4 separate regions of the Mus musculus genome follow, and all the other regions are linked to region 1. A link is a loop called in an ENCODE intact Hi-C map of the cell type or tissue named here. Cell type or tissue: heart. All regions are shown on one strand.

What was found. Peaks named below come from ENCODE experiments on the same cell type or tissue, not always from the same donor. Only the 100,000 strongest peaks of a DNase experiment are listed, where the experiment ranks them.
Region 2: it touches region 1 in a loop (3-fold over the local background); 4 of 42 quality-filtered maps call a loop at or near these places.
Region 3: it touches region 1 in a loop (2.1-fold over the local background); 2 of 42 quality-filtered maps call a loop at or near these places.
Region 4: a loop joins it to region 1, with 2.9 times the contacts of the local background. A loop is called at or near these places in 3 of 42 quality-filtered maps.

Annotation. Positions count from the first base shown.
Region 1 is chr9:75,438,546-75,446,545 of GRCm38, reverse strand. It overlaps Leo1 (Leo1, Paf1/RNA polymerase II complex component), which reads right to left and starts at 5,022. Exons shown (of 12, transcript NM_001039522.1): 1 at 4,911-5,022; 2 at 553-1,311. The coding sequence starts at 4,968. In heart, a CTCF peak has its summit at 4,763; a DNase peak (open chromatin) is centred at 5,035; H3K4me3 peaks cover 1,696 bases; H3K27ac peaks cover 1,309 bases.
Region 2 is chr9:75,579,027-75,587,026 of GRCm38, reverse strand. It overlaps Tmod2 (tropomodulin 2), which reads left to right. Exons shown (of 10, transcript NM_016711.3): 6 at 849-979; 7 at 5,090-5,197. Among named protein-coding and RNA genes, the nearest start is that of Tmod3, 23 kb to the right of the region's middle. In heart, a CTCF peak has its summit at 4,828 (motif pointing right); DNase peaks (open chromatin) are centred at 5,136 and 7,506.
Region 3 is chr9:75,558,483-75,566,482 of GRCm38, reverse strand. It overlaps Tmod3 (tropomodulin 3), which reads left to right and starts at 6,826. Exons shown (of 10, transcript NM_016963.2): 1 at 6,826-6,983. It overlaps Tmod2 (tropomodulin 2), which reads left to right. Exons shown (of 10, transcript NM_016711.3): 10 at 1-862. In heart, CTCF peaks have their summits at 3,105 (motif pointing right) and 7,140; DNase peaks (open chromatin) are centred at 5,112, 5,232, 6,812 and 7,532; H3K4me3 peaks cover 1,410 bases; H3K27ac peaks cover 1,068 bases.
Region 4 is chr9:75,511,258-75,519,257 of GRCm38, reverse strand. Tmod3 (tropomodulin 3) reads left to right here. Exons shown (of 10, transcript NM_016963.2): 4 at 2,663-2,785; 5 at 4,002-4,091. Among named protein-coding and RNA genes, the nearest start is that of Tmod3, 44 kb to the left of the region's middle. In heart, a CTCF peak has its summit at 3,613 (motif pointing right); a DNase peak (open chromatin) is centred at 1,307.

The DNA of each region.
Region 1 (8,000 bases):
ATTAAACTGCACACAAACAAGAGTAGAGGTAAATATGAAGGAAGAGAAGAGAAAACAAAAATGAAAAACAGGGTAATAAAGATGGGAATAAAAAGGAATAGAGAGATGGCTCAGTGGTTAAAAGCACTGGCTGCTTTTCCAGAGGACCTGGGTTCAATTCCCAGCAATGAGATGGTGGCTCACAACTGGCTGCAACTCCTGTTCCAGGGGACCCAACACTCGGTTCTGGCCTACGTGGGCACTGCATGCACAGACATACATGAAGGGAAAATACCCATCTGCACATGAAAAGCAAAACCCTTTAAAAAGACACAAAATGGGCTGGTGAGATGGCTCAGTGGGTAAGAGCACCCGACTGCTCTTCCGAAGGTCCAGAGTTCAAATCCCAGCAACCACATGGTGGCTCACAACCATCCGCAACAAGATCTGACTCCCTCTTCTGGAGTGTCTGAAGACAGCTACAGTGTATTTACATATAATAATAAATAAATCTTAAAAAAAAAAAAAGACACAAGATGCACCCAGCCAACTGTCCGCCCATGAACGTTTTACCTGACTTCTGGTCTTGCTCCTCCTCACCGTCTGAACGCCTTCCATCTTCATCTGAGACTTGTGGCCTTTCATCGTCTGAGTTCTGCATTTTCTCCTCATCGGACACCTGCGGCTGGTCCTCATCGTCCGAATTCTGCTTCTCCTCGTCATTATCAGAAGCTACTGGATGCTCATCGTCAGAATTCCCCTTCTCCTCCTCAGACAGCTGCTGTCTGTCATCATCAGAAATCTGGGCCCGGTCCTCGTCATCTGTGTTCTGCATTTTCTCCTCGTCGTCGTCAGAGTTCTGCAGCTTATCCTCATCGGACCCTTGCTCCCGATCCTCGTCGTCAGAGTTCTGCAGCTTCTCGTCATCTGACTGGTCACTTTTATCCTCTCCATCCCATTTCTCATCATCTGACTGGGCTTTTTCAGACCCTTCTGCCTCTGAGTGACGGCTCCCTTCGTCCGACCTGTGGCCCTCATCGTCGTCATCGTTGTGGGCTTCAGAGCCACTGTGCTGGTCCTCGTCAGAGGGCTCATTATCCTCGTGGTCAGAGCGCTCGGAAGCCTCCGACCTATTGTCTGACCGTTCAGAGTGATTGTCACTGCCACTGTGATGAGAGGCCCCCTCCTCCTCACTGTCGTCCCCGAACAGTTCCTTGTTACTGGGCTGTCCGGAGTCACCTCTGTCATCCTGATCACTTTCGCTGCCAGAGGCGTTGCTGCCAGAAGCGCCGTTGTCCTGGTCAGAGTCCGAGTCGGACTCAGACTCGGAATCTGTGGGATCGTGTAAACACAAAGGAATATCAGCAGAGCGAGGAGCTCTAGAAGTCCGTCTCAATTTGCTAAAAGACAAACAGAAACTGGCAAGGCTGCTGAAGCCAACGCTCTCACTGTTCCAGAGACAAAGAAGGTTCAAGGACCAGAAGGTTCAGTTAGGACAACTTAGCAGACTTGCAGTAAGCAGGCACACTAGCTCAACCTCAGCAACCCAGGTAGCGGAAGCAAAAGGATCAGTTCATTCAAATAGGAGGCCACCCTGGGCTACACAGTAACTCCCAGGCCATCTTAGGCTACAGAGTGAGACCCTGTTTCAAAAAGCTGAACTAACTAAATAAACAAAGTAGAACTCTTCATGTTTTACCTCAGACCCCACCACTGCCTAGTTCTTAGACATGAAATAAAACAGTAAGCAGCCCTACATTCTGGTACAGGGAGCACTGCTTGGTTCAGAGTGACATCCCCGCCACTGTGATGAGAGCCCCCCCATCTCCTCCTCACTGCTGTCAACAGTTCTTTGTTACTGGGCGGTCCTGAATCACCTCTTTCATCTTGATCACTTTCTTGACCAGCAGGTAGTGGTCCCTGTACCCGAAATGCAGCAGGAAGAGAAAAGCAAACAGAGCAGAAGTATAGAAAAACAATTGTACACAGTCCCATCAGAGCACCACATATGCATTATGGAGTGAAGAATGTAGTGTTTTGGTTTGTTTACAAACCCCAGTTATGTCATATGAGTATGTTTTTGTTTAATCCCAGGTGTGGACTATGGGGCTGCTTCAGTTTGCCTGCAGCCATTAACCATGATTGTCTCCTGCTCTAGGAGGGGTGTGATTTTTGCCAGATAGTTTAACTCTGGGGACTCTGGGGAGGGTATAGACACAGAGCCCCGAGAGAGCAGAGGGCACTCTGGGAAAGCTGCTGCTCCTGATTGCTGCTGCGGTTTGTAAAGTAATCATGAACAAAGTGAGCAAAGAGATGAAAAGAAGAAGTTGTAGATATCCTGATGACAGAGACCGGATGGATCCAAGGACCAGTATGACCTTAATCAGTACAAAGTCGCCTACAGAGGTCTGCACCCCCTTTTCCCTCTTTCTCACCTTCTTTCTCTCCTACCTAATGCTGGGGGGGGGGGGAAGGGCGTGGAAAGGGACCAAAGTGGAGAAGGGTTGGAAGGGAGGTAGAGGTATAAGAACACAATCAAATAGTAATACAAATATGCCAACAGAAGAAGGTAATAGCTAAAGAAATAATGACCCAAATAGAACGAATCTAACATCCGAGAAGTTTAATTAATGCCACATTGAAAAACCTTAAGGAATCCACAGCTAAACATATCAAGTTGTCAAAAAAACAAAAACAAACCCTTGAGCCGGGTGTGGTGGTGCACACCTTTAATCCCAGAGGGAGACAGAGGCAGACAGTCTGAGTTCAAAGCAAGTTCCAGGACAGCTAGGGCTACATAGAGAAACCCTGTTTTGAAAAAACAAAAACAAAAAGAAAGTAAGAAAGCCCAAAGTAGATAATCAATAAAACCAGTAGTTTAAAACCAGTAGTTGGATTTTTTTTTCCTCCATTAAATAAGTTCTTGTAGTCTCAGTTGGCCTGCCTGCAACTGGTTATGTAGACCAAGCCTCAAACTTGTGCCAATCCTTCTGCCTATTGTCTTTTGAGTTTTAGGATTACAGAGATGTACCATCATGCCTGGCTAACAGTTCATTCTTTAAAAACATTAACAAAATTAAACCATTAGGCAGACTGTACAAGAAAAAAAAAAGCAAGACTCAAATTACTAAAGTCAAGAATGCAAGTGGGGATGACATTATAGACCTTACAGAGTCGATGATTATAAACCATAAACAATGCTAGAAACCTAGACATACTCCTTCTGAGGTCAAGAACAATATCTACTTCTGCAAGTCCCATTCGACATCATAAAGAGAGTACCAGCCATAGCAAGGTAAATAAATAGGCAAGAGAAAGAAACAGTACAACTATCTCTAATCACCATGGCATGGTTTCACATGTAGAAAACCCTAAAGGAGCCACAAAAACAATGACAGAAAACATATCAGCATCAGGATAGCATCAAGTCACAAGATCAACGTATAGCAGAAATAGAAAATAGGACGTAGTAGTACTAGCTGGAAGTGGAGGTACACATCTAACTAAGACCAGCACTCACTGAGGAAGTGGAATCGGGAGTATAAAGCCAACAAAGGCAACATACACAGCAGATCCAGTAGAAGAAAGAGGGGGAAAGAAAGGGAAGGAGGCACGCAGGCAGGTAAGCAGACAATCAGGCAGACCTACCAAGTTCTACCCTGTCACATCCGTAGCAACTTCAAGACTAAGAGCAGTTGTCAAAGACAGGACACCAGACCCTGAAAGTCAGTCTTGGAGAGTCCACTAACTCAATGGTAAAATGGAAGAAAACTGCCATGACCTTAAAAGAAGTTTTTAAAAGGGAAGAAAGGGGAGGGGAAGAAAGCGTAGAACTGCAATCATCTGTACACTCCACTTCCCTAAGCTATGGGTGGCTATGAGAAAGCACTACAGGTACATCTTACTAAACGACGCTTTCACCAGTGGATGCAAAAAAGCACTAAGCGTTAAGCACTAAGCTGGGGAGCGGGAACCTGTCTTCTCATGATTACATTCCCAACCCCTAGCAAGGTGGCCAGGAGATGATAGGGATCCTTGTTTACTGAATGAATGAAACGCTTCATGGAAAACATGGGAAGGTGTACACAGAATTGTGCCTCGAAGACACAGAGAATAAACTATGAGCAAAGCCGGGCACAGGAAGAGTTTAGTTCTCTGTACTTTTACTTAGTGCTCCCTCCACAACTGGAGTAATTACATACAAACTGGAGTTGGTGACGAATGGGGGGAGGGGCAAGGAAAATGACATGTATAGAAGTTAATTTGGGCCTGGGGGGGCTGCAAGAATTCTGAAGTTCATCTCGGATCTTTCCTCATTCTTCTATTCACATCTCAAATTCAGATATTCGTAGACCTGTGCCAGAAATGCCCCCCATGAACCATCATTCATTCATTCATCACCAAATCCTGTCACTCCTCTCCAAACACTCCACAAGTTTCCCCATTCTTACATCACAGACAAGGAAACTGGCTTTCCGCACAGGCTCTCCAAGGGCACCCATCGCCAGTGCGTAGTCCTTCTGTAGAACTCCAACCTGATCCCTCCCAGACCCTTCAGGGGCATCTACACTCTCCCATCAACTCGCCCTTTCACACGGGGCGTTACCGCGCCCGATGGGCAGTTGAACATGTCTCCACTCATTCACTGCCAGCCACCCTTTCAATTGGCCATGTATGCACGGAGGGGCGCAGGCCACACGTCCTCCCTTCTGCTCCCCCAGGAGTCCAGGCCGGTCCCTGATCCTCCAGGCACTGACTCCGCGGCGGTCTCCCCGGGAGAGGCGGGCACCGCCGGGCATGCAGGGGGCGCTGGGCAAGAGCTTGGGGACTTCGCGTTGCCCGGCGCCGCGCCTCCGGCCGAAAAGCAACCCGACGCCCCATGTGCCCATCCGCGGAGCTCGCCCGCCCGCCCGCCCGCCCGTCCGCCGCACCTTTGCGCTCGGCCTCGCTCTCAGCTTCGCTCCCGAAGAGGTCCTCCATGTCCGCCATAGCAGCTTGGTCCGCGGCCTTGGCTTGCTCGGCTCGAGCCTGCTTTACGGCCAGACCCGTCCAAACACGACGTGTCGTAAAGAGCCGCACAAAGACCTACTTTACTTTTGTGACCTAGTTTTCTCCAGCACTCGGCTGGCTCCGCCCCCACCCCCTCCACCCCCGCCCCGGTGTCTGCGCTCGCCCGCTACTCCGTTAGCCCGCTCGCACGCTGTGCGGAGCTTGGGATGCGGGTCAGACTTGTTTACGACCTGTCAGCTGCGGCCAGGTTTCTTAAAAATAGTTGAGGGTGGGTGTGGTCGCTCTGCTCTGGGGAGGCAGATCTCTGTGAATACCAGGCCAGGTTCGTCTACAAAGCGAGTTCCAGCCAGCCAGCCAGCATATGTCTACATACGTAGATCCTGTGGCAGAAGAATAAGAAATAAGTCATTGAGAGCTCTAGCCTGGAGTAGTTAGTGGTGCACGCCTGTAATCCAGCACTCTAGAAGCAAAGGGTCAGAAACCCAAATTCATCATCAACTGCATAGCAACTTCAAGAGCAGCGTGGGATCCTTGAGAACCCCCACCCTTAAAAAAAAAAAAAAAAAAAGGGCTGGTGAGATGGCTCAGTGGGTAAGAGCACCCGACTGCTCTTCCAAAGGTCTGGAGTTCAAATCCCAGCAACCACATGGTGGCTAACAACCATCTGTAATGAGATCTGACTCCCTCTTCTGGAGTGTCTGAAGACAGCTACAGTGTACTTACATACAATAAATAAATAAATCTTTAAAAAAAAAAAAAAAAAAAAAAAAAAAGACCTGGTGAGATCGCTTGTCGGTAAATGACTTGCCCTTAAAGACTAAAGATCTGTTTTCCGAAAATCCAGCACCTACTTAAACTCAGGCACGGCTTCCAACATCTGTAATCCCAGCTCTCAGGTCCAATAAAGGACCTTGTCTTAAAATACAGATGCTGGATGGTGGTGTCTAGGCCAGCCTGGTCTACATAGCGAGTTCCAGGACAGCAGGACAGCCAGGGCTATACATAGAGATTCTGTCTGGGGGAAAAAAAATAAAAAAAAGTAAGGTGCTGCCTGGTGGGGTGAAGAGCATTTCAAGAATACACTGGAAATCGGCCTTTGGCCTCTAGGCACATGGAAAGTAGCTCTGTACAGAGCTTGCCTATTATGAGTGAGGGTTCAAATTCAATCTGCACTGGGGAAAAATAAAAGATTTAGGACTAGAAATCCCAATATGGGAGGCTGAGGCAGGAAGACAACTGAGAATTTGAGGCCAGCTGGGGCCACAAAGACAGCCTGGATTACTAAGGATGAAGCTTTCAGTAGTATTAGGTTAGTTTCTGGCAGTATTTGCTCATTTCTGATCTCTTCTTTAAATTACATTTATTAAAATAAATTTATTTTTAATTTTATTTCTTTAAATGTGCATGGGTGCTTTACTTTGCATACATATCTGTGCACCACATGCATACCTGGTACCTGAAGATGTCAGAAAGGGGCATCAATCACATTACCTGGGACTGGAGTTAGAGACAGCTGTTACCTTCCATGTGAGTGCTATGAATCAAACCTGGGTCCTCTGGAAGAGCAACCAGTGCAACCCAGCCAGTGTTCATAACCACAGAGCCATCTCTCCAAGTCTCCATTTCTAAGCTTTTTTTAAAAAGATTATTTATTTTATGTATATGAGTACACTGTAGCTGTACAGATGGTTGTGAGTCATCATGGGGTTGCTGGGAATTGAAATCAGGACCTCTGCTTGCTCCTTCCCCACTTGCTCCAGTCCCACACACTGTAGCTGTCTTCAGACACACCAGAAGAGGGTGTCAGATCTCATTACAGGTGGTTGTGAGCCACTGTATCATGCTGGGATTTGAACTCAGGACCTCTGGAAGAGCAGTCAGTGTTCTTAACTACTGAGCCATCTCTCCAGCCTATCTCTAAGCTTTTTTGGTTTTAGAATTATAGATAAGGGATTATAGATCAACATACCTATAAGATGGATATGGTTCTCAACATGTGGGTTGCAACTTCCTTGACAAATCTTTCTCTCCAAAAATATTTATGAGTCACAATAGTAGCAAGAAAAAGTTATGAAGTAGCAACCAAAATAATTTTATGGTTGGGGGCCACCACACATGAGGAACTATATTAGAGGGTCAAAGCATTAGGGAGGTTGAGAACCACTGCTAGAAGATATATTCTACTATATTACTGTTTTTTATGTGTGAAAAATGGGAGGAAATAGACTGTGGCTGTTGATAGCCTACCCAATATGATCTGCTTGGCCATAATGTAAATAATCACTTAAAATTCATCAGCAGTTTTAGATTTGTGTTAGGGGTGTGGGGTTTCAGAAATGGCTCTGAGTGCTGGGACCATAAGTGTTTCACATTTAACTTATTTTATTTCACTTTAGAGACAGGATCTCATGTAGCCCAGACTGGCTTCAAATTCTTTTTGTGGCTGAAGCTGGCCTATTGAACTTTTTTTTTTTAAAGATTTATTTATTATATGTAAGTACACTGTAACTGTCTTCAGACACACCAGAAGGGGGCATCAGATCTCATTACAGATGTTTGTGAGCCACCATGTGGTTGCTGGGATTTGAACTCAGGACTTCCAGAAGAGCAGTCAATGCTCTTAACTGCTGAGCCACCTCTCCAGCCAGCCTATTGAACGTCTAAGATCCTCCTACCTCTTTAAGTGAAAAGACTGGATTAGAGTCACTTCACCTGGTTTGATGTTTGACTTTTAAAACATAATAAATACATATCCACATTGAATTTTTAATATGATGTTGGGCTTCTCAGGAGAGCAAATGGGAAGAAATAAGTTAGCTGAGCGCCTTTAATCCAAGCACTTGTGAGGCAGAGGCAGGCAGAACTCTGAGTCCAAGGCCAGCCTGGTCTATGGAGTGAGTTTCAGGACAGCTGGGGCTACACAGAGAGATGGTATCGAAAAACACCAAGCACTTGTCAGGCAGAGGCAGGTGGCTCTCTGTGAGTTCAAGGACAGCCTGGTCTACAGATCA
Region 2 (8,000 bases), 140 kb before region 1:
TTGGCCTCAAACTCATGATCCTCCTGGCTCGGTCTCCTAGATCCTGGTAGTGCAGGCATATACTGCTATATCTAGCTTAAGTTATGTATTTATTTACTTGTTTATTTATGTATATGTATGGAAATGGAGTTTTTTTCACATGTATATATGTTTACCACGTGCATATCCAGTGCCCAAGGAAACCAGAAGAGAGTTTCAGATCCCTGGAACTGGACTTACTAATGTTTGTTAAGATACCACGAGGGTCTCTACAAAATATAGCAAGTGTTCTTAACTGCTGAGCCATGTTCCAGCCCCCCAGTAATTGTTTCTAAGGTGCCTTTCATTCTTCTTTTCCATTCCTTGGTCTTTCCATACCTTTATCAAAGCTAGAGATGCAAAATGGAAATTGGAGGAGGGCCACGATCAGGAAGCCAGAGCGGTATTGATTTTGGGGAACTGGGGAGAGAAGCATAGATCAGTACTAGAACAAATGCTTTGAGCAGGGCCTGGGTTCAAGTCTTAGCATCACACAACATTTTTTAAAAGGATTTGGAAAATGAAGAGGCTCATCGTGGTGGCCATCTTTGCATCACAGAGCCTATGGTTTGGTGCTGATAGTGTGGGAAAGTCCAACTGGTACAACAGTAACTGCCAGTGGATGAGATGCCTCATAGTGGCTGAAAAGCATCTGCCTTCCAGACTGACTCAGAGCGGCACCACTGCTCAGTGCGAATAAACTCACTGTGGTTCATATTGGAACCAGTGTTGGACTCTACATGAAAGAATGATACTTTCCGGGGAAGCTGTCTCTAATTTGATAGAAGACCTCTTGCACTTTCTTTTATAAACTAAAACTTGTGTTTTAGATGTCGTGAAAGGTGAAAAGGCCAAGCCAGTATTTGAGGAGCCACCGAACCCCACAAATGTGGAGGCAAGCCTGCAGCAGATGAAGGCCAACGACCCCAGCCTGCAGGAGGTCAACCTCAACAACATTAAGGTTTGTCCCTTCCAGAGCTGGACATCACTGACTGACTGCTTTTACAGTGGCCTGTGGTCCTTTCAAGTCACTGATTTCAGACAGACTAATCCAGTCAAAAGAAATGGGTCTATAAGAAGCGTGATTTCTAGAACTTTTTGAAACAATTCATAGAACTCAGGCCAAACAAATCGAATTATACCTGATGGTGAATAACCACATCAACTTTCCTTCTGTGTGTGTGTGTGTGTGTGTGTTACAGCACTCTACCTCCTAGCTGTATCCCCAGCCCCCTCACACAGTTTCAAGTGTCAGAATGTCAGAGTAACTTAGAAGGGTAGTTGGCACAGGCTCTCAAGTGAGAAACTGCCAATCAAGGCTAAGGTATCCAAAGATGGCAGCCCCATGCATCTGTGGGCAAGAGACCTCACTTTCCCACCACATGGGTCACTCTTCAGGGCTGTTTGAGTGTTCTCACACAACTATATCTGGCTTTTCCCAAAGATAGTGACCCCAGAGTGAAAACAGTCAAGAAGGCAAAGGTTCAGTGGTTAGAAGTAATTGCTTTTCTTGCAAAGTACCCAAGTTCAGTTCCCTGCACCCATATCAAGTACCTCACAACCAGATCCAGATCCAGGGGATCCAACACTTCTGGCCTCTCAGGGTACCCATACTACATGTGCCCCTCAACAACACACACAGTATTTCCCATGACCTGGTGTCTGAAGTCAAGACTGTCATTCCCACTTTGTTCTTTTTAATGATAAGTCTTGCTGTTGCCACTCTAGTTAGCAGTGGGAGCCTAAAATAAGGTAGACTGAAGTCTCACACAGTAGGCAACTTTATTCGGAGCATCCAACAGTTTATACTCTGAGGGTTAAGAAGAGTCACCTGAGTGAAGTATAAAGTCACAAGGACAAGAAGCATGTGGCAAGACACATTTGTTTCCATAGAAGCCTACCACATAAATAACAATAGCCAGTCGTAATGAATAATGTGAATTAGACTCACCCCTAACCAGTACACCTGGAAGAGGCACGAAAACACATTGAAAGAACAATCCATGCTATGAAGGACCAGAGATTGCAAGACTCTTGTCTTGTTTACTTGGAGCTTTCTCCCAGGGTCTCACAAATCTTGCACAGCTTTGCTCATGGACCACCTTCTGACATGGAGCTGTTGAAGGAAGAGAAGCAGACAAGAGGAGCGTGAGCACATATGGATTGCCTGGGGCCCCCTTTATTCATTCTCTTCAGTTGGCTGGCTGATGACTTGGTTGGCTAATTTGAGACAAGGTTTCACTGTGTTGCCAAGATTGGCTTTTAAACTCTTCAGACTCAATATGTCAACAGGGCTGATTTCAAACTCTCCATCCTCCAGCCTCTACCTCCTAAAGATTAGGTATAGGTTTGTTTTGTTGGTTCCTATTGAGCACATCCCTAGCATTTAATACTATCTCTAATGAGTTGTTTCTTCTTTCTTTTTATTTATTCTTCTCTGGAACAGTACATCCTGACTGCAGGCTCCCTTCCCTTTGCCCCTCCCAGCTCTACTGCCTCTCCATTTCCCTTCAGAAAAGAGTGCTCCTCCAGGGTTATCAAGTGAACCCGACATAACAAGATGCACACCAAAACGAGGCACAGTGCTCATGTCAAGGCTGGATGAGGCAACCCAGGAGGAGGGAAAGGGTCCAGCAAGCAGGCAAAAAGAGCCAGAGAGACACCCCCCCCCCAACTGTTAGGAATCTCACAAAAATCTCAAGCTAAACAACCACAGCATATATGCAGAGGGCCTGACGCAGATTCTCATGCAGCCCTGCTTAGTTGATTCTGTAGGCCGTGTTCTCCTGGTGCCGTGGCTCCTACAGTCTTTCCTCTGTGGGGTCTCCCAAGCTCTGCTTAATGTTTGGCTGTGGGTCCCTGTCTCTGCATCTGCCCCCATCAGCTGCCAGAGAAAGCCTCTTGTCTCTCTGATAAAGGTTGGGCTGTGATCTGTGAGTACAACAGAATATCATTAGAAATCATTTCACTGGCTTGTTTTTTTTTTTTTTCTTGCCAGTCATGTTTGGTTCTACCCTAGATCTGGGCCATCCAGCTTCCAGTTTGTGGCTATCTAGGCAGTTTTGGGCACGGCTCCCTCGCCTGGTGTGGGCCTCAAGTTAGACCAGCCATTAGTTGGCCACTCCCACAAGCTCTGAGCCACCATTGCCCCAGCACATCTTTCAGGCAGGACAGGTTATAACAGGTCAAAGGTTTGTGGCTGAATTGGTGTCCCAGTCTCACCACTGCAAGCCTTGCCTAGTTACAGATGGCTGGTTCAGGCTCTGTATCCTCCATTACTGTGAGTCCTTGCTAGGGTCACTATCTTAGTTAGGGGTTTACTGCTGTGAACAGACACCATGACCAAGGCAACTCTTAGAAAAACACATTTAGTTGGGGCTGGCTTACAGGTTCAGAGGTTCAGTCCATTATCATCAAGGGGGGAGCATTGCAGCATCCAGGCAGGCATGGTGCAGGAGGAGCTGAGAATTCTACATCTTCACCTGAAGGCTGCTAACAGAATACTGACTTCCAGGCAGCTAAGATGAGGGTCTTAAAGCCCATTCCCAGTGACACACCTACTCCAGCAAGGCCACACCCTCTCCAACAAGGCCACACCTACTCCAACAGGGCCACACGGTCTAATAGTGCCACTCCCTGAGCCAAGCATATACAAGCCATCACAGTCACCCTCATAGGTTCTAGGAAGTTTCCACTGTAACAGTTTCCACTGTTTCCAATTTCCACATTGCCCCCAGTTCCAGTTATCTCTCCCCTTACTCTTTCTCTCCATCCCTCACCCCGACCTGATCCCTCCTGTTTCTAACTATGTGTATAGGTGTCCTATGTGAGTACATGCGCATGAGTGAAGTTGCCTGGGGAGGTCAAGGACGATAGTGGATCCTGGAGCTGGAATTACAGGCAGTTGTGAGCTAATCAGCTTGGATGCTAGGAACTGAATTCAGGTCCTCTGCAAGAGTAGCAAAGTACTGTTCACTGATGAGCCATCTCTCCAGCCCCGATTATATTATGTTTATAGAATGTGCATTATGTGTTACGTCATTGGCTACTGGAATTTCATGATCTCACTTGCTCGTCAGTGAGAGTTGAGATTTAGTTGCTGTGGTCGATCAGCTTAGCCATCATGCAGCCAGGCTCATGCCCAGTGCTGTCCTTTGCTGCTTGCTGCTTACATCTACAGTGACAGGTGATTTGTGTATGTGATTTGTAAGAAAGAGCCCACATATATACCCAAGCATGGAAGACACTCATAAAATACAATTAACAAATCTAAACATAAAAAGAAAAGAATACAAACACATGTATTAGCTCATACCTTGAGTCCAAAGGATCCGCTCCCAGCATGGCACTTCCATGTGGCTGTGTGCAAGAGACCTCGCTTTGTAGAGGTGGAAGCAGGGAATCACCGTGAGTTCAGGAGAGCTTTGACAACCTGGTGAAATTGAGGCCAGATTGAAGCCGGCCTGGGTTCCAGGAGACCCAGTTAAGATCCATCCAGTGTTCACTGAGGATGTTATAGTAAGAGACAAACACTGACCACATGTTGGCAGCATAGGTGGTTAGCCCCGAGTGGTGATGGAATTGTAGGAAAGGAAAAATGTGAAGCTGCCTAGGAGAACTCATAAACCAAAGAGGAAATCATTCAGGCGGCTCTTCAGAGGTGGAGAAGACGACAACAGGTGTTTTCAGACCAAGGAGAAAAGCATATCTGAAGGGTATGTGTGTGAGAGACGATGATTGTTAGCCTGCCCTAGGATATAGGGCAGAAGGGGGGAAAAGGAAAATCTTTTGAGTTACATTCCCTTATTGGGCACTAGGAGGCGCTGTTCTCTCAGAATAGCTTAGTTATCACACATGGACTTAAAAAAAATTTTTTTTAAAGATGTGTAATCAGCCATCTAAATACAGGTTATAGTCAAAAGTTGCAGGGGGCTTGCTGATGGTGGAGCTCAGTAGCAGAGCGCATGCTTAGGACATTGAGACCTTGGGTCCAATCAAAACTGAAAACAACTGAGGGTGAGTGGGAGCGCAGTGTGAATGGTTTCTAACTAACCCTGTTTTCTGTGCTTAGAACATTCCAATTCCAACCCTGAAGGAATTTGCAAAGTCTCTGGAGACCAACACCCATGTGAAGAAGTTCAGCCTGGCTGCAACCCGCAGCAATGACCCTGTGGCCCTTGTAAGTGAGACTTGAAACACAATATGACGTCATTTAATTCCCTGGCAACTCTTTATTTTTAGTTTTTTTTTCTTATTGTTTAAGATTAGCTTTCTGTTGTTTTGAGATAGGAGTCTTGCTGTGTAGCCTGCATTTTGAACCCACCATGGATCTTGGACTAATCTTGAATTCCCAGTAATCCTCTTGCCTCAGCTTGCCTAGTGCTAAAATTTCAGGCATGAAATCACCATTCCTCGATAATTTATTTTATCAATTGAAAGTCTTAGATCTGGTCAACTTAATCTAACAAATTTACGGTCCTGAGGCACAGGCTAAGAACCTACACTACAGACGCATTGGTTTAAGTGGATTCTTGACAGCGCTGTGCTTTCCAAACAAGACAGGCGTCTTGGCATTTAACTAAATAAATATTTAGAGTTTGTTCTGTGTTGAGAAAAACGATTCTGCAACTTTCCCTCCTACAGTAACTTTCTGTAACCGTCATTAGATATTATGATGCCTCCCCCAAACTTGCTTGAACTTGGCACATATAAAAACGTCAGAGTGTGTTTTGTCTTAATCTGTATGTGCATTAATAAGCCAAGCATACTGTAAACAACCAAAAATAGTGAAACATTCCATTTGACATTCAGTTAATGCGAGTATGGAAATAAAAGTAATAACCAAACCTTTGTCCTTTTATGCATTTGGGGTAATCTAGCCAAACAAGAAAGCTACTTAGCCTAAGTAAATACTGTCCCCACCGTAGCCATCACCGCTTCCTCTTGTCTGCTTTGCTTATTTTAAGCCACTCTTCTAGGGACTCGGTGACTACAGTTCTGAGCGCTAAGCTTTGAAAGCTTACCTCACCCAGTCATCCCTTAGTGCTCCAAATACGTGCTGTTGTTAGTTCCTGCAATAACGTAAGAGGTTAGATTATCCCAGGCGTGGCAAGTAATGACAGAGCCAAGAATCACCACCAGGTCGTTCTAGTTCCATTACACTAAATTTACACACACAGCCCTGCTGTTGTTGATAGGGTCTCCGGGAATCAACCTGAGAGTTTACAACACCAGCCGCTGGCTCTCAAATCAAACTAGAAAAACAAAGGTCCTGACACAGTGGTTCGATTTAAAGTAACAGTCTTGGGCTGGAGAGAAGGCTTAGCGGTTAAGAGTGCTTGCAGCTTTTCCAGAGGACCTGAGATGATACAAAGTATCCACTTCAGACAACTCGCAGTTGCTTATAACTCAGGCTCCAGGGAATCTAATGCTCTCTTCCAGCATCCTTGGCACCTCATCCTTGTATGAGGTCACATACATGAAGCACAGACATACCTTCAGACAAAACACCCATATGCATAAAATAAAAATAAAGTCTAAAAAATAAAAGTATATAGAGATATGTCTGGGCGTGTAGATATAACTTAGAACTGTAATGAGGTATTCTACATTCTTTTATTCATATTCCATCTTTGAAACCTGTGGGGTGTTTTATATTTATAGCTCATCAGTTCAAACTACTACTGGTTTTCTTCCTTTTTTTTTAAGAATTACTTATTTATTTTATGTTCATGAGTACACTGTCTCTGTCTTCAGACACACCAGAAGAGGGCATCGGATTTCATTACAGATGGTTGGGAGCCACCATGTGGTTGCTGGGAATTGAACTCAGGACCTCTAGAAGAGCAGTCAGTGCTCTTAACCACTGAACCATCTCTCCAACCCACTAGCTGGTTTACTAAGGCTTAGTAGCTACATTTCTTGTGACTACCATGTATGTTGGGTTCTGTTTATTAGATTTAAAAGAATTATTTTAATTTTTAATTAAGTGTGTGTGTGTGTGTGTGAGAGAGAGAGAGAGAGAGAGAGAGAGAGAGAGAGAGAGAGAGAGTTAGTTCAGCATCCTTGAAGCCCAGAAGAGGGTATGTGGACTCCTGGAGCTGGAGTTGCAGGTGGTTGTGAGCCGCCTGAGGTGGGTGCTGGGAGTTGAACTTGGCTCTTCTCCAATATCAGCATGTACTCTGAACTGCTGAGCCATCTTTCTAGCCCCAGGAAATTACAGTTTTATATAATCCCATAGAGTGCAGAAAGCAAATCTTGAGACATGTATTTCTACTCTAATCATTTCTATAGCATGGAGGGAACCACCTCTGTGTTTTTCTGACACTACTATCCCAGCACATGGAATAGATGCTCAGATATTTGCTGAACCGAAGTGAACCAGAGTGAATAACTCCAAGTTGTGTTTGGCTGCATGGGCTCCATTTCGTCCCATTTGAGAAAAAGTGTTTTCTTTTCTGAAGTTTAAGATAAAGCGGCACGATCTTGCCTGCCTGCCAGGAGGTTGTGCAAGTTTTTATAAAGAACTAATTGCTCTGAAGTTTCTTTATTCTGGGACGGAAAGTTAAGGCCAAAGCTTGGTGTGTCCAATGAGGAAAGGCTTGCTGCACTCCCATCCCATGCTCTGATTAACATGGGTGCATTTAATTTTAAGATCAAGTGTTAAACGGAGCATGGTGGCCTATGTCTCTAATCCCATCACTTGGGAAACAGAGGCAGGGGAATATCTGAGTTCAAGGCCAGCCTAGTCTACAGATAGTTCCAGCATAGCCAGGGCTACACAGAGAATCTTTGCCTCAAAACTAACAGACAGCAATGAAGAACAACTATTGAATAAATGTACCTTGAGTTGCATCGTGTGCCATTCCATCAGCCTATGTCCCTGTGCGTTCGGCTCTAACACCTGTCAACACACAGGATGTCCATTCTGTCCCAGTGACTCTCAGCTCAGGAGTGCTTTTCCTCCCAGGGCTCCCTGGCAG
Region 3 (8,000 bases), 120 kb before region 1:
GTAGTGTCCACATGTAATCCCAGCACTTGGGAGGTGCAGGAGCAGTGTCAGAAGTTCAAGGTCATCTTCTGAAGCATAGCAAGTTCAAGACCAGCCTGGGATACAAGAGACTTAGTCTTAAATTTTGAAATAAATATATAAGTAAAAGTAATTTGTATCTCTGCTACTTTCTTTTTAAGACCAAAACTATGTACATGGAAAAGCATATTTATATTTTAAGTAAGCCTTTATCTTAATCGTGTTTCATGTTTTTTCAGAAAACAAGCAACATTTTTCATTGCACATAAACATGTAAAATTCTTGCATGCCACTGGTCATAATGGCTTACCAGTTCTCTGCCTGTCAAGTGTGACTTTATGTGTATTGTTACCTATATTGTGTTGGAGAGACTAAGGGACATAATATTCTTGTAAACTTGTCAGCATTGTTGGTAACATTGTTTATGTGAGCAGATGCTGAAGAGCCACAGGGCTTTATTTTTCATTTGATATTTTTTGAGCAAAGCTAGGTGATTGGTTAATTCACTAGGAATCTAAAGACTAACTTGCCTTTTAAATTTGAAGTTGAACATCTTGTGAAAAGTAACTGTGAGATAAAAAAATGTATAGAGTGTAAACTAATTTTATCCTCATAATAAGGAAACCCATTGTCCCACCCCCACCCCCCCAAAAAAAGGGTGCGATTTTTGGGCCCTTTGGAATTAGCACCCAGAGCTAATGTTAAGCTAAATAGAAACTGTTTTAATTAACCAAGATTTTCCTGCTTTCAAAGATGTTATGTGTTCACTTGTGTCTGGAATGATAGTTGTAAATTAAAATGTAAAAAGGGGGGTGGAGTCAATAAACTTAACTTTAAATGTAAACGCCTGGTTCCTGGCTACTCTAAGACAAAGTATCTCTTCAAAATAAATGTCTGACACTGTACTTTCCGTAGAAACATTTGAAAACAGAATAATGACACCCTTATACAAAAAAGACAAAGTACACAACCACTGTACCCAGAGGAGAAATGGAAACATTGAAACCAAAGGTTCACTTGTGGTTACACAGTTGAAATTGGTTAGAGTAATAGAGAACCGGAATACAGGGAATTACAGGTAGCTCTGTATACCCTCTGCCCGCTAACAGTAAACCAAACTTCTGAATAAAGATTTGATCTGGAATAACAGGAAAACCAAACTTGCTGAGCTCTGCCTCAGCTTGGTGATCTCTAAATTTCATTGTTTAGGCTGGTGACAGTCTGAGAAACAGAGAGGGCCTAGATCTAGTTTCTATATTTGCTGTTGCACACCTCCACGGGGAAATGCATTGCTTCATTGTTTTGCTAAAAGAACTGTCCTTTTCAATGCATTGCTTCATTGTTTTGCTAAAAGAACTGTCCTTTTCAGGGGTTAGGGATGTGGTTTGGTTGGTAGATCAGAGGAAGCCTTCGGTTCTATCCCTAGAACCTCCTTAAACCCTGTGTGATGGAGTGTACCTGTTAGCCGGACGGACATTCGGGAGGAAGAAGGAAGAAATGAGGGGCTCAAGGTTATTCTTAGCTACACAGTGACTTTGCTTGCGCCCAGTCTGAGCCACATGAAACCTTGTCCCTTTGAATCTGTGGCTGGATTTGTCTGGATTTGCTGTTTTGTAGGCACCAGCTTTTGGATTCGGCACTCAACCCTTAAATGACCCCTTGACTTGGGGATCTCTTGTGTTTGGACTTTGTTAAGGAAATGTCCCCTCCTTATGGGACTGTTTCATAGTTCAGCTTTTTCTAGGACTAAAAGAAATGGTAGCCCATACCCTGTCTTCCTTCTTTGGTAGTCATCCAAGAAACTCATTATTTTGTATGCTAATAAAAAGAGAATCATGAAGACCAGATGCCTATAGTCTCTAGCAAGTATTCCTTATGTCCAGGGCCTCAGTGGGGACCAGATGAATAGGTAATTGAATAAGGTTGGTCTAGACAATAGACGATGGAAGGAAAGCACGCAGGTCCTTGGCTTGGCACATATGAAGGTAGGAGGGGGGTTCTATATATCTTAGAAACCCAAGCTTATCAAGCCCAAGCAAATTTCAAAAAACTGTAATATCCAATATAATAATGGCTTGTAACAGCCAGCTGGAGTATGAGGTTGGTTCTTGGTCCTCTGGCATTTGCAGGAATCTGTATTAGCTGCACCTCTAGAAGAGCCATGATAGAGCCCCTGCTTAAAATTGACATGGGGGAATTTCAGCTGTTGATATTGGAGGAACGGGAGTAATGAATGGCATTTGAGTTGTGTGGTAAAACATGAGGAGTCACTTAGCAAGTAGACCTGGGGTGATGGAAAAGGGCATTTCAGGCCAAGGAGTTTTCTGGAAAGCTGTTCCTAAATCTGTGCATACCAGCCACGGTGCTGCTCTCCCCTCCCTCCGCTTTAACCAACTCCACGGCCCCAGAATGAAATCCTTTCTTCTAGTTGTTGGTCTACAGTTCAAATTCTCACAGCTTTTCTTGCAAACTGGGTCCTTAAAAACTGCTCATATACCCAAGGGAAGCTGTTTCCTGAAGGAACCTTTTGATAAAGAGCAAATGGCCGCTGGTATTAATTTGCTTGTGATGACTCACTAAGGCACAGACTTTATGAGCTGCTCTGGCTGGAGGCAGGAAGATAACACTAATGAGGGCAGAAGTAGGATGGCAGTATCGGCTTATCAATCACTTTCACTCTGTCCTCTTTGTGTGTGTGCATGCACGATCGAGGATCAGCCTTGAGTATTCCTCAGATGCCGTCTTTTTTTTTTTTTGAGGTGTCTGTGGTGGGGGCATTTAAAATAGGGGCTCACTGTGTAGCCCAGGCTGTCTTGGAACTCACGCTTTAGACCAGGTTGGCCTTGAACCTCCTACCTGACTCCTGAGTGCTGAGATTAAAAGCCTATGTCACCACTGCCCATCAAAAGTCATCTTTAAAAAACAGAAAGGAAGGGGGAAGGGAGGGAGGGAGGAAGGGAAGGAAGGAGGGAGGGAGGGAGGGAAGGAGGGAGGGAGGGAGGAAGGAAAGATTTATTTACATGTATTTATGTGTGCCTGAGTGTGTATGGACACCACATATGTGCCTGTGGAGGCCAGTAGAGGGCATTAGGTCCCCTGCTCTTAACCACTAAACCACTTCTCCAGCCTTCCATGCCCACTGATGCCTGCCCTGGAGCTCACTGAGTCCGTTAGGCTGGCTGGCCAGAAGAGTCCAAAGCCTGGTGACATGAGTTAATTTCCCGGAATGATGGGAGGAGCAAACCAGCCCACCTTCTTTTTTTCAGAGCAGAATAACCAGGATACTAACAAGCGTGAACGCAGAACTGTCAAAGGAGACAAATGTGTGGTGCGTGACAGTAACGCTGGGATCTGAGAAGTGAGACCAGGAGGATCAACAGTTCAAGGCCAGACTCGGCTACATAATGAATTTGAGGCCACTCTGAGCTACATGAGACCTTCTCCCTCCCCCCCAAAAAAAATGACATACAAAATGGGCTGGAGAGATGGTTTAGCAGTTAAGTGCCTTCTACCCTTGCAGAACATGGGTCCAATTCCCAGCACCCACATTTGGCTGCTCCCAAGTGCCTATAGCTTCAGTTCTATGAGACCCACAATCTTCTTCTGGCCTGTACATACGTGGTGCACATAAACATGCAGGCACACATACATAAACATCAACAGTAAATCACGTTTTTGTTTTGTCTTGTTTTAAAATATCATACACATGAACTGTCAAAGAATCCAAATTATCTATCCATTCAAAATGCTGCCTCTTCTGGAATTTCTTGGAGAAGATTTTTCATATTCTTTAAGACTGGGCACAGATTATCATATTTTAAAGAATTTGATGAGATCTAGGAGACATGTTGGTCTAACCAGCAGTTAAAAAGTAGGCTAGAATTTGAGTGAGTATGTGCTTCATTTTTGATCTATAATTAGTAACTGGTCATTTGACTTTATGCAAATTAACTCTCAATTCTTCATTTTTTATTTTCACATTTAAAACCTGAGGATATTAGTTCTGTCTTTATAGGGTTGTTTCGAAGTTCCATGAGATATTACGAATGCTGGTCAGTGCTTGGTGTGTATTGGATATTCAATAAATATTAATTCAACCTGGGCATTGTAGGAAAATTCTTTCAGAAACAAGCTCCTGAATATTTTAATTTATGAGATTTCTCTTAGCCAGGTAGGTGGTTGCACACCTGTAATCCTAGCCCTGGGAGACTAAGAGAGATTTCTTTGTGGCCAGCCTGGTCTAATAGGGAGTGTCAGAGCAGCCAGATTATGTAGCAAGACCTTGTCTCAAATGAATACACAAATTATAAATATATATATATGTCTTAGTCAGGGTTTCTATTCCTGCACAAACATCAAGACCAAAAAGCAGTTGGGGAGGAAAGGGTTTATTCAGCTTACACTTCCATACTGCTGTTTATCACCAAGGAAGTCAGGACTGGAACTCAAGCAGGTCAGGAAGCAGGAGCTGATGCAGAGGCCATGGAGGGATGTTCTTTACTGGCTTGCTTCCCCTGGCTTGCTCAGCCTGCTCTCTTATAAAACCAAGACTACCAGCTCAGGGATGGTCCCACCCACAAGGGGCCTTTCCCACTTGATCACTAATTGAGAAAATGCCTTATAGTTGGATCTCATGGAGGCATTTCCTCAACTGAAACTCCTTTCTCTGTGATAACTCCAGCTGTGTCAAGTTGACACACAAAACCAGCCAGTACTACATATATATATATGTATGTATGTATGGAGGGGGGGGGACAGACAGAGATGGGAGGGAAGGAGGGACAAAGAAAGAAGATATAGAAGAAGAAAGAGAGGAGAGGAGGGAGAGAAAAGAGTGGAGGGAGGGAAGGAGGGAGGGAGGGAGAGAGAGAGAGAAAGAGATTGAGATTTTCCAGATTATCCGTGATATTCAGTGAGTGTCAGCAGCACAAATCCGGAGTGTTTACTTAACCAGGGGTGCTCCCGCCCTGAGAGGAAGAAGTAGATGCCAGAAATAGATGCCAGGAGAAACTAACCATTGGGTGACTCCCTATTCTGGGTGTAACTGGAATGTACCTCAAGCATGCTCTCCAGTCCTCTTCTGGGCTGCTTTTTTTCTTTTTTTTTTTTTTAATTATCAAGATAGAACACGATTCCTACCCATGCTGATGTCCGTGCTGATGCTCATGATGATGCCTGTGCCCCGTGCCGATGCCCGTGCTGATGCCCATGCCCCGTGCCGATGCCCATGCTGATCTCCATGCCGATGCCCATGCCCCATGCTGATGCCCATGCAGATGCCCATGCTGCTGATGCCCGTGCCAATCATGCCCATTATGCAGAACATCATTAAACGGTCCTCCAAGGTCATCTTCACCTAACTCCATCCCCTCCTTTCCCTCCTTTGACTAGTTGCTTCTCCAGTTTACTCTCTCTCACATTAGCCTAATCGCACTGCCTGTTGTAGAACACAAAGTTGGAACGGGAAGATGGGATGGAGCAGGAAAATGGGCACATGCTGTCTACCAGGTGATTAGAAACAGCATCTGTTAAAAACCACTGCCTTGCTTGGACCCATAAGATAACTAAAAACAGAGTAACCCCTAACATCTATGCTTTCATTTTGTGTCTGCCTTCCTGTTTTGGGTTGCCTAGGTACCTCTGCATGTGGACATATTTACCATTCAAGGACTTCTCTCATGGTCCTTCAGGATAAAGGCATAAAACTAAAGTATGAGAGACATCTTAGAGTCAGCTTTTACAATTACTCCTCAAAGGCACCTGTGGTCACTTTGGATTCCATGAAAATGGTCAGTTACCCATCCCATCCATGGTGGGGAGGATGCATCTTGGAACATGAGCACTTATCCTCTGAGAATGACATTGCCCCCTCAGGCAAAAGGGACTCTTGGGAACAACTTGCAGAACCAGTCTTAAAGAATGACCAGCCAGGACACATTGTGACCAGGATTGCTCAATTATACATACAAGAATGCTTCCTGCCCCAGTTGCTCTGCTTAAATCTAAAGCTCATATGGGCTTATTGACTTCTTTATCTGATCCTTTCCTAGGTGTGTGCATTAATGAAATATATCTCTGCTTCTCACCTTTACTCCTTTGTTTAGTTAGAGGCACCACACCTTGGTGCGATTTATGACCTTTTCTGCCATAAATTGCTTTAAAAAGACAAAACAAAACAAAACAAAACAAAACAAAACCCAAACCAAAAAAACCTCATGTAGCCCAGACTGGCCTTGAACTCTGTATGTAACTGACTGATAAACTTCTGGTACCCCTCCCTCTGCTTCAATTGCTGGGATCTGAGATTACAGGCATGTAACACCACATCCAATTTATACATTATTTGGAATTAAATCTAGGGCTTTGTGTATGCTTGTGTAAGCACCCTACCAACTGTGCTACGATCCCAGTTCCTTAGCTTTTATCTGTCTTCCATGACAAGTTTGAAAGGCTTTCCCATTATCACGCTCTCCCATTAGTAACCAAGGGATTAAGAAAAGCCTTACTCTGTATTATTTGTTTACAAAAGGCCCACCATGCAAGAAGGAAATGTATTACCCAAAAAAAAAAAAAAAAAAAAAAAAAAAGCCTATAGATAGGCTTTCTACCTTCCAGAGGGTCACGGGCAGGTACATATACAGGAGCAGAAAGCATTTTTCTCAGCCTAGTGTCTGTACCCTCTTATAACAACACCCTTCCCATTGTAAAGGACCAGGTCCGTATGTATGGAGCCGCACCCTTCTCCCTTGAACTACAACTCCCAGCATGCAGTCTGCCCCACGAGTACGCACGCGCGTGGGAGGGGACAGTGAAGGGGAACCAGCAATACAGACAGCGCGGTCGGGTTTAGGGGCAGCTGGCGGGAGGATTCGGCAACTCCCTGAACTTGAGGCACCGCGGAGTGTGGGCGCCGGGAAGAGCGATTCAAACCTTGCGGACTGTGCAGTGGGTCGGCGGCCAGACAGGTGAGTTCAGCCCAGTGCTTTCCAGGAAGTCCGTCGGCGGGCGCGGCAGCGGGTCGCTCCGGCCTGGGCGACTAAGAAGGGAGCGGCTGTGCTTCCTGCGCCTTGCCCGCGGGCCTCGCTAGAGAGCAGAGGGTGCCGGGCCGTTCTGGGACGGCGAGCTGTGCTGGGTGTCGCCCGCGGCCAGGCGCGCAGGCTCTGGGCTGGGGTTGAGTCACTTGTGGCCGGCCAGCAGGGGTTCGGAACCGGCCGCCTGGGATTCGGGGCCGCCACTAGTATTTGAGACCGGTCTCCTGGAGTTCGGGACTGTCTACGTAGGGTTTGGGGTTTGGCTGTCTGGGTTTGGGACCGGCCGGTGCTCCGGAACCGGCGTAGCTGGGAAGCTGTCTGAGAAGCGCCTTGCCTTGCCGCCCCTCTACCCCAGCCTTCATCTCGCTGCCTGGCTGTTGTTGGATGAGAGGAAACCCACAAAACTTGGGACACACCCTTTTTGTGATTGAAATCTGGTGTCTTGCATTGGCCATTTTGCTTATCTGCTCTGCCCTGCCTTAGAATAAGTTTCTGGCTCCTGTGCAGCACAGCTGGGGCCAGCTGTGAAGCTGATGCGGGTTTGTTTTGAGGACGTGACTGGGTCGTTGTATCTTCGCTTACAGAAGTTGATGCGTTTCCTCCGCAAGTCTGCATTCTGATTACAAACAGAAATGGGAAACAGCCCCAATTTTTACTTTCCTTTTCTTTCTCGACTCTTTCCCTCTCTCTTCTCTGTTTAAGAATCCCCTTTCCCCTTTCGAATCCTACCACACACACACCCCACCCACGTTCCCTTTCTACTCTCCCATCCAACCCACCCCCCTCTTTCTTGTCTTCTAAGAATCACATTCCCAACTTGACCTCTGCTTCTCTTTAAAAAAAAAAAAAAAAAAAAAAAAAAACCCAAAAACCACAGTCATCTCTTTGGTAATGAACACTGCAGTAAAACTTATCCCAGGAGGTCATACTTAAACAGGAAATGAGCCTGTG
Region 4 (8,000 bases), 73 kb before region 1:
CTTTAATCCCAGCACTCCCAAAGTAGATAAAGGGAGAGGTCTCTAGATCTGAGTTCAGAGTCATCCAGGGCTACACAAAGAAACTCTTTCTTGGCAAACTGAGGGGAGGGGGGTGGTTGCATAAGATGTTTTAAGTACAGACAATCCTATGGTTGGTAATGAGGAATTGCTGTCTAATTACTAGATGCTCTGCGGTGTGTACGTCATTAATGCGTCCTCACTGCTAGAGCTAGGACTTAAAGCGCTAACTTCAACTGGCGGTCTGTGGTGTGTATGTAGTTAACATGCCTCATTAATACAAAGTCACCTGGACTGACCCACTGTCAAAATCAGAAATCCCTAGCTTTGAATTCAGATATAGGAGGTTACAAAAACTGTTATTCTCACTGTGTTGATTTTTCTGTCGTTTTAACAAATACCTGAGAAAAACAACTTTGCTCCTTTTAAAGGAAAAATTGAGGGCTGGTGTGGTAGCACACACCTTTAGTCCCTGAACGTGGAACATAGGAGGATCTGAGATCAAAGCCAGCAAGGGCTATACAGTGAGACTGTCCTTTACAAGTTTATATTTGCTCGCTGCCCTGAAAGTGTCAGTACAGACAGCCTAGATTGAAGCAGAACGCCGTAGTGAGAGCATGTTGTGGACCAGAGGTGTTTGCCACATGGCAGCCAGGAAGGGGCCAGAAATGGGGTGTATCTCCCCAGACCTCTCAGTAACCTGCTTGTAACTAGTCTCCTTATTCTACCCCACCCCCAACCCCACATTCCAGTGCCATCATGTGGCATCATGATCCACCTAGGGATTAGGTCACTGCCCTCATGATCCAGTCACTAATAGTGACTGGATTACCTATCTCCTGGGAGACAGGACTTCTGTCCAGGAACTTTTGAGGTACTTCACAGCTAAGCTATAAGAACCGAAACAACAGAATAAACCATAACTGACTAGTATCTGCTGTACTGGTTAACACAGACATCACACTAGATGTTTCTATTGCGCACTTGAAATATAGCTGAATTTTTAATCAAATAGCCACAACTATGGCATTGAATGTAGTGAATAATATAATAGCAATAGAGACAGAGTCTGTCTTTAGTGCTGGGGAGGGCACTGAGTACAAGGAAAGTGGAGAGGAAAAACTCCCCAAGGCTTGCTGTCAGCTGGGAGAGACTGGGGGAAGGGCAGCAGAGCTACAACTTTTCCCAGGCCATCCTCCTGCCATAGAGCGGAAAGCAGATGAGGTAAGCAAGGGTCAAGTTATCCTCCAGGGCACAAAGAGCCAGGTGTGGGGGGTGGAAAACAGCTGCCTGTTCCCTAGAGACTTTCAGTCAGGACTATGTGTCAGGGGCAGGGGTCACGGGAAAGTATGCAGCTTCTCCAAAATCCCTGAGTCCTTGACAGGAAGGAAGCTCCTGGTATGTTCTCAAAGTGGCTCAGCACTCAGGAGGCAGAGGCAAGAGCATCTCTGTGCGTTGAAGGTCAGCCTAGTCTACATGGTGAGTTCCAGGGTAGCCAGAGGTACAAAGAGAGACCTTTCTCAAACAAAGAAAAAAAATCAATAATAATAGTAAATCTTTAATTATAAAAAATAACCAAGGAATCTAATGGAAAAGCATATAGAAGCATAATATAAAGAGGTGGGAAGGTTTAGACAGAGATGTGAGATAAGGGGTTTTTTCTTTCTTTTGAGATAAGAGCTCTCATAAGCTCAGGGTAACCTTGAACTCCTGTGCTACTTGCATCTCCCTCCCTCACAGCTGTGTCCTCACAGCCAGTGTTCTTGCCTCAGAGGAACAGTTGTTGAGTTTTAGGACACCCCTTGGGATATAGAGACATTTCCCTGCGATTAAATTAGAACTTGAGTATCTAGAATTGTCTCTGCTGTTCCTCAAGTCACTATTAACAGTTTGTAGTAAGAAATTGGATGCCTTTTTCATTTTTATACATTTTAGGATTTCGGGTGTGTGTGTATGTGTGGTGTGTGTGTGTGTGTGTGTGTGTAGTGTGTGTGTGTGTGTGTGTGTGTAGTGTAGTGTGTCTGTGTGGCTGGTTTGGAGCTCACTGCCATTCTTTCTGCTTTAAGTACCCGGTGCTTTAATGATTACTCAGCCAGCTTCATTTAAATATTGATTCAGAATCTGTGAAATAACTCATAATTTCTCCACAAAAGAACTGGGCATTGTGCACTCAGGAGGCTGAAATGAAAGGATTATGGGTCCAAGGCCAGCCTGAGCCACAGAGTGAAATTCTATCTCAGAACTGAAAACAAAAGTAGCCATTTTTATTTTCAGAGATGGGAAGCTTTTTCAGTTATTCTTGCTTTCTAGCGTGTGTAGCCAATATATTGCTGTAGATGTTGGTTTTTGTTGTTGTTGTTGTTTTGTTTTGTTTTGTTTTGTTTTTTCTAGACAGGGTTTCTCTTTGTAGCCCTGGCTGTCCTGGAACTCACTTTGTAGACCAGGCTGGCCTCGAACTCAGAAATCCGCCTGCCTCTGCCTCCCAAGTGCTGGGATTAAAGGCATGAGTCACCATTGCCCAGTTAGGTGTTGGTTTTGACCTGCTTGTCTATTTCAGTTGCACGTGCCTTACCTGTGTGAGGGGGCAAAGATGGCACTGATTTAGTGACAGCAGTGATAAGTAACAAATGCTTTTGTTTTTCAGGGAAAATTTTTATCCCCAAACAGAAGCCAGCGCAGACTCTTACAGAAGAAACTATATCCCTCGACCCAGAGTTAGAAGAAGCTTTGACAAGTGCTTCAGACACAGAGCTGTGCGACCTTGCAGGTATCTCCCAAGGCGGGGGTGCTGGGGAGGAGGGGTTTGAATGAGAATGGCATGGGGCAGGCAATACAGGGCCCATCTCCATGCATTAGACAAAAGCCTGCTCTGTACAATAAATCTAACAGTTGGATTCTTTTACATACTCTATGGTGAAATTTTATAGTGGTAAAATGTCTTACTTGATGACATTCCTATGTTGCTGTGTTTTAGTCTTTCTAGCAACAACAAAAGCTCTTCCATCAGCTGTGAGCCTGTGCAGACTAAGCACTAGGAACAGCCTTCGGGGTCACCTTCTGCCCTGCTTTATGGAGAGTAAATAGAAACCAGGATCTGTAGTCACTTCCCCAACTCCGCTGAATGACAAGGAACACTGCAGACTTCTGTATCCCCGTGGCCAGTTTCTTATCCAGGCCACTCTCCCCACTTACTATGCAAATACCCGTTTTCCTGGGTGAATATGTGACGTGTAGGAAGGCCCTCATACCCCATAGCCCAATGGCGTGTTTGAAAGTAGAGTGGAGGTTCCTGGGAAGAACCTTGGAAGGCGGCAGAGAGCGTGTGTTGTCACAACTCCAGAAGGTGGTGTACTCCTTACGGAGCAGAGCACTGGGGGGCTTTGTAAATAGAAGCCTCATCAGAGAGCATATCAAAGAATTTGAATGCTTCTGCCAATGCCGCTTTATTCTAAATGAAAGAACTTAACAGCACTTACCGTAGTCACATGTGCCATCATGCCCGGCCTTCTGCTCTGTCTTTGTATATATAGTGTTATGTTCCTGCAACCCTAGACAGTGAACAGTAAGAGCATCTTTTCACTTTCCTCTCTTAGCCACCAGGTGGAGCTAAGCGCAGGTTTTCCTTTAAGGCCAGCCTGCCTCACTCACCCTGTAGTCTAACTTAAAAGATGCTAGGAAATAACAAAGGATTGGTGAGACTAGATGAGAGGTTGTCGGTGATTTCTGACCACTACCTCATTCCTTCCTCCTGTTTGGGGATGTAGTGTCCATTTTCAGTTTAGTAGGGAAGTGTCTGAAGAATGTTAAAATACTTAAAGTTTTTGTTGGCAAACTGGGTGCTGTGCTCACCTATAGTCACAGCTACCTGGAAGGCTTTGGCCCAGGAGTTAGAGGCCTGCCTGAGACACAGCAAGGCCCCATGTAAAAACAAAGAGGTTTTGAGCAGGTAGAAGTGGAAATCTAACGCTCTTCTGTCTCTGCAGCTATTCTTGGGATGCACAATCTGATTGCAGACACACCGTTCTGTGATGTGCTGGGAAGTAGTAACGGTGTCAACCAAGAGCGTTTTCCCAGTGAGTAACTGAAATGCCTTGTGGATTCTAATCCTTTGCTTCCTCCATGTGTTAACTTTGGTAGTTATTATGCCAGATATCCAAATATTATATATACATGTGTTAAGATATTACTACCAAGAAAGCCATTAAGATTTAGTCAGGTGTTGTGATTCATGTTTATATTCTCAAAATTAAGAATGCTTCCCGAGCCAGGTGGTGGGAGCAAGGCACAACCTTAATCCTGACACTCAGTAGGCAGAGGCAGGTGGATCCTGAGTTTGAGGCCAACCTGGTCCACAAAGTGAACTCCAGGACAATAATATACAAACAAACCCTGTCTCAAAAAAAAAGAAAAGAAAACAGGAAGGAAGGAAGCTAGTTAGCTTCTTATTGTTCTGGAAGATGAAGTCCAGTCTACCTTTTTTAGCTTACTGTCACCTGTAACTCCAGCTCCAGGGATCCAGTGCCCATTCCAGGCCTCCAAGGTCCCCCACACATGTGGCATACACACATACATATAAAGTAAAATAAATATTTTAAAAATCAAATTTTAGAGCTAGAGAGATGGCTCAGCGATTAAGAACACTGACTGCTCTTCCAGATGTCCTGAATTCAATTCCCAGCAACTACATGGTGGCTCACAACCATCTGTAATGGGATCCAATATTCTCTTCTGGTGTGTGTGAAGACAGCTATAGTGTACTCATAATTTTTGTTTTTAGAATACTTAGTAATTTAGTCTTTTTGTTTGTTTTTGTTTGTTTTTGTTTTTAAACAGGGTCTCACTGTGTAGCCTTAACTGGTCTTTGTTTGTTTGTTTGTTCATTTTTTTGAGACAGGGTTTCTCTGTGTAGCCCTGGCTGTCCTGGAACTCACTCTGTAGACCAGGCTGGCCTCGAACTCAGAAATCCACCTGCCTCTGCTTCCCAAGTGCTGGGATTAAAGGCATGCACCACCACTGCCTGACAACCTTAGTTGGTCTTGAACCTCAGATCTGCCTCCTGAGTCCTGGCAGTGTGTAATGGGAACCATTTTTGCCACATAAATACTAATGACAAACAGTATAAAAGCTACACAAGTTTAGGGTTTTTAAATTTGCATTTTTTTAACAAGTTGTTTTTGCAGTGAGGATCCAACAAAGGACCTTAAACAAAGTACATGAACTTTCCACCACTGAACAGCCCCAGACCAGCCATACCTAGTTTTTGTTGACATTTTATTTTCATGTTGCTAGTTTTTAAGGAATGCATGGAAATTCTGACAAAGTTTCTTTTTTTAAATATAGGGTGTTTTAAAAAAAAAAAAAAACTCAAGGTAAATATTTGCTATTGTAACACATTTAAGTATGTCATAAATACACTACAGAGTAAATGTCTCAGAGCTGGAGAGATGGCTCAGCAGTTAAGAGTTTACTGCTTTTGTTTGAGGGTCAGGGTTCGGTTCCCAGCACCTACATGGTGGTTCACAACCACCTGTAACTTAAGTGTCAAGGGATCCGGTGCCCTTCTCTGTCCCCAATAGGCTCCTGAGTACATGTGATATACATATATTCAAGTAAGCACACATGTGAACTCAGAAATAATTTTTTTAAAAAGAAGTAAATGTTTATATTCAAAAGCATTAGGTAACCTACCACCCCCCTCAGCTGTTAACAAGTTGGTATATATCTTGTTCTATAATTCTGGCCATTTATATGCAAATGTATACATATTATGCATAAATTGTCTTTTTAGTGACATTTATGTATTTATTTTTAAGAATTTTAGTTAATACTGTTTACATTTCTGGGTTTTTTAATGGCTGTTTTGTCTATATGTATGTCAGTGCGCCCATGGTGGCCAGAAGTGGGTGTTGGTTTCCCCAGGACTGGAAGTGGTTGTGAGCTACTACGAGGGTGCTGGGAATCAAGCCCAGGTCCTCCACAAGAGCAGCTAGTGCTCTTACCTCTGAGCCATCTCTCCAGCATACAGCTTAATGTTTTAATAGTAGCTCTATTCCTAGGGCTGGTTTCTTTTCTTTCTTTTCTCTTTCTAACTTCTTACTATGGACTCGCTCTGTGCATTCGGTCACGTGTGGGTGGTCTCACCTAACACTCACAGCAGCCCTGTGAAAGAGGGATTGTGCTTGTTACTGTCCTCTGAGGGAGCAGTGAGGGGTCTGCAGACCTACTTCATTCAAACATTTGTATGCTTATCCCTTTTACAGTGTTCTGTAGTTTGGCTGTTTCCCTTGGATTTTAACTTTTTATCTTCAGAAATATTCATTTGTGAGAAAGAAGAAACCATCAGGTATTCATTACCTGACTTCAGCTATTTCATTACCATTACTACCTCTTCAGCTGCCCTCTCAGAGGCTTCATCTTTTTCTGAACTTCCTTACCTACCTACCTCCCTCCCTTCCGCCCTTCCCTCCCTTCCGCCCTTCCCTCCCTCCCCTTCTTCCTTCCTTCCTTGCATTTAGGGGTCAGTGGTCAATCTATATGAGTCTATTCTCTCTATCATGTGGGTCCCAAGAATCAAAAGGTCACGAGACTGGCAGTAAACACCTCCCTGCTGGGCCATCTCACCAGCCTTTTATTTCCCCCTGAAATTTTTAAAAGTTAAACCTTCTTATTTTTGTTACTTTATGCATAAGCATAAAACACACAAACACATATACACGATATATATATCACAAATTCAAGACTTTAAAAACATAACTCAATGCCATTATTAAACACAAAAACAATATTTACTTCATATCATCTGAAATTCAATCTGTGTATAAATTTTTCAAAAATAAGTCATCCTTATTTCAAATCAGAATCCAAGTAAGGTTACACATTATATTTGTTTGGCTTTCCGTCTCTTTTTCCTTTCTTTAAAAAACCTTTTTCCATGTTGTCCATGTGTAGATCTGAGATAACTTGTGGGTGTTAGCTCTCTCCTTATGGGTCCCAGAGAGTAAATTGAGGTGTAGGCTTGGCATTGAACACCTTTACCTGCTGAGCCATCTCGTCAGCCCCAAAATCCCAGAATACAGGGACTGTATTCTTCACAGTTCCTCTCCTCAGCATCCTCCCCTGCCATGGCGTTTATTTCTCCAGTGAACTAGGTTATTTGCCAAATGAAACTTCTACCTACTGCATGTGCTTTACTGCACCCGGGATGTTATTTTATGTTTTTCTGTCTCCGGTGACTCTATGAACTACTCGGTCTCATGGCTAGGCCAGATGTGAACGTGGGGTTTTGCTTTGGTTAATATGGTGGGGAGTTGGCAAATGCTTGTTATACAGTGTATCAGGTGTGGTCCCTCAGTCTTGGAGACAGTCAGGACTGATGATAGAGGAACTGTGTGTGCTGTGTGCTGCACACTTCTAATCTCAGCTCGAGAGTCTAAAGCAGAGAGGGCGGCAAGCTCTCGGCAGCCTTGCTTACATGGCCAGGCTCAGCTTTAGAATGAGAGGCAGGGAAAGAAAAGAGATGAGCTGACTCAGCACCATCTACTTACTGTTCCCTGTGAGCCTTTCATGTAATTGTAGCATCCCGTCGAACAGATGCTGTTTTAAGTCAAGCCTTATTTTTGTTAGTTTGTTTCCATATACATATATATGTCTCACAAATTAAGATCATTTCAAAAACATAACCCAATGCCATTATTAGATGCTGGGCCTTTAAATACTTCCGTGTTTTTGTAAAACTGAGAACTCCCTCATTTCCATTCAGTGAGGTGCTCCTCCATCTGCCACATAGCTGGAAGAAAGCCAACGCATCACATCTAAAGGGAAGCAGACCTACTCAGGAACACCCACTTGGTGACATAGATAACTACAACACTTAAAGGGCCTTTTAGCACTTATGCAGAGTGGGGACAGATGACCCAGTCGCTGTGCATCTTCCCTCAGTCTCAGCCTCTCAGTCAGCCCTTCTCTTTCCATTTGCTCCTGCA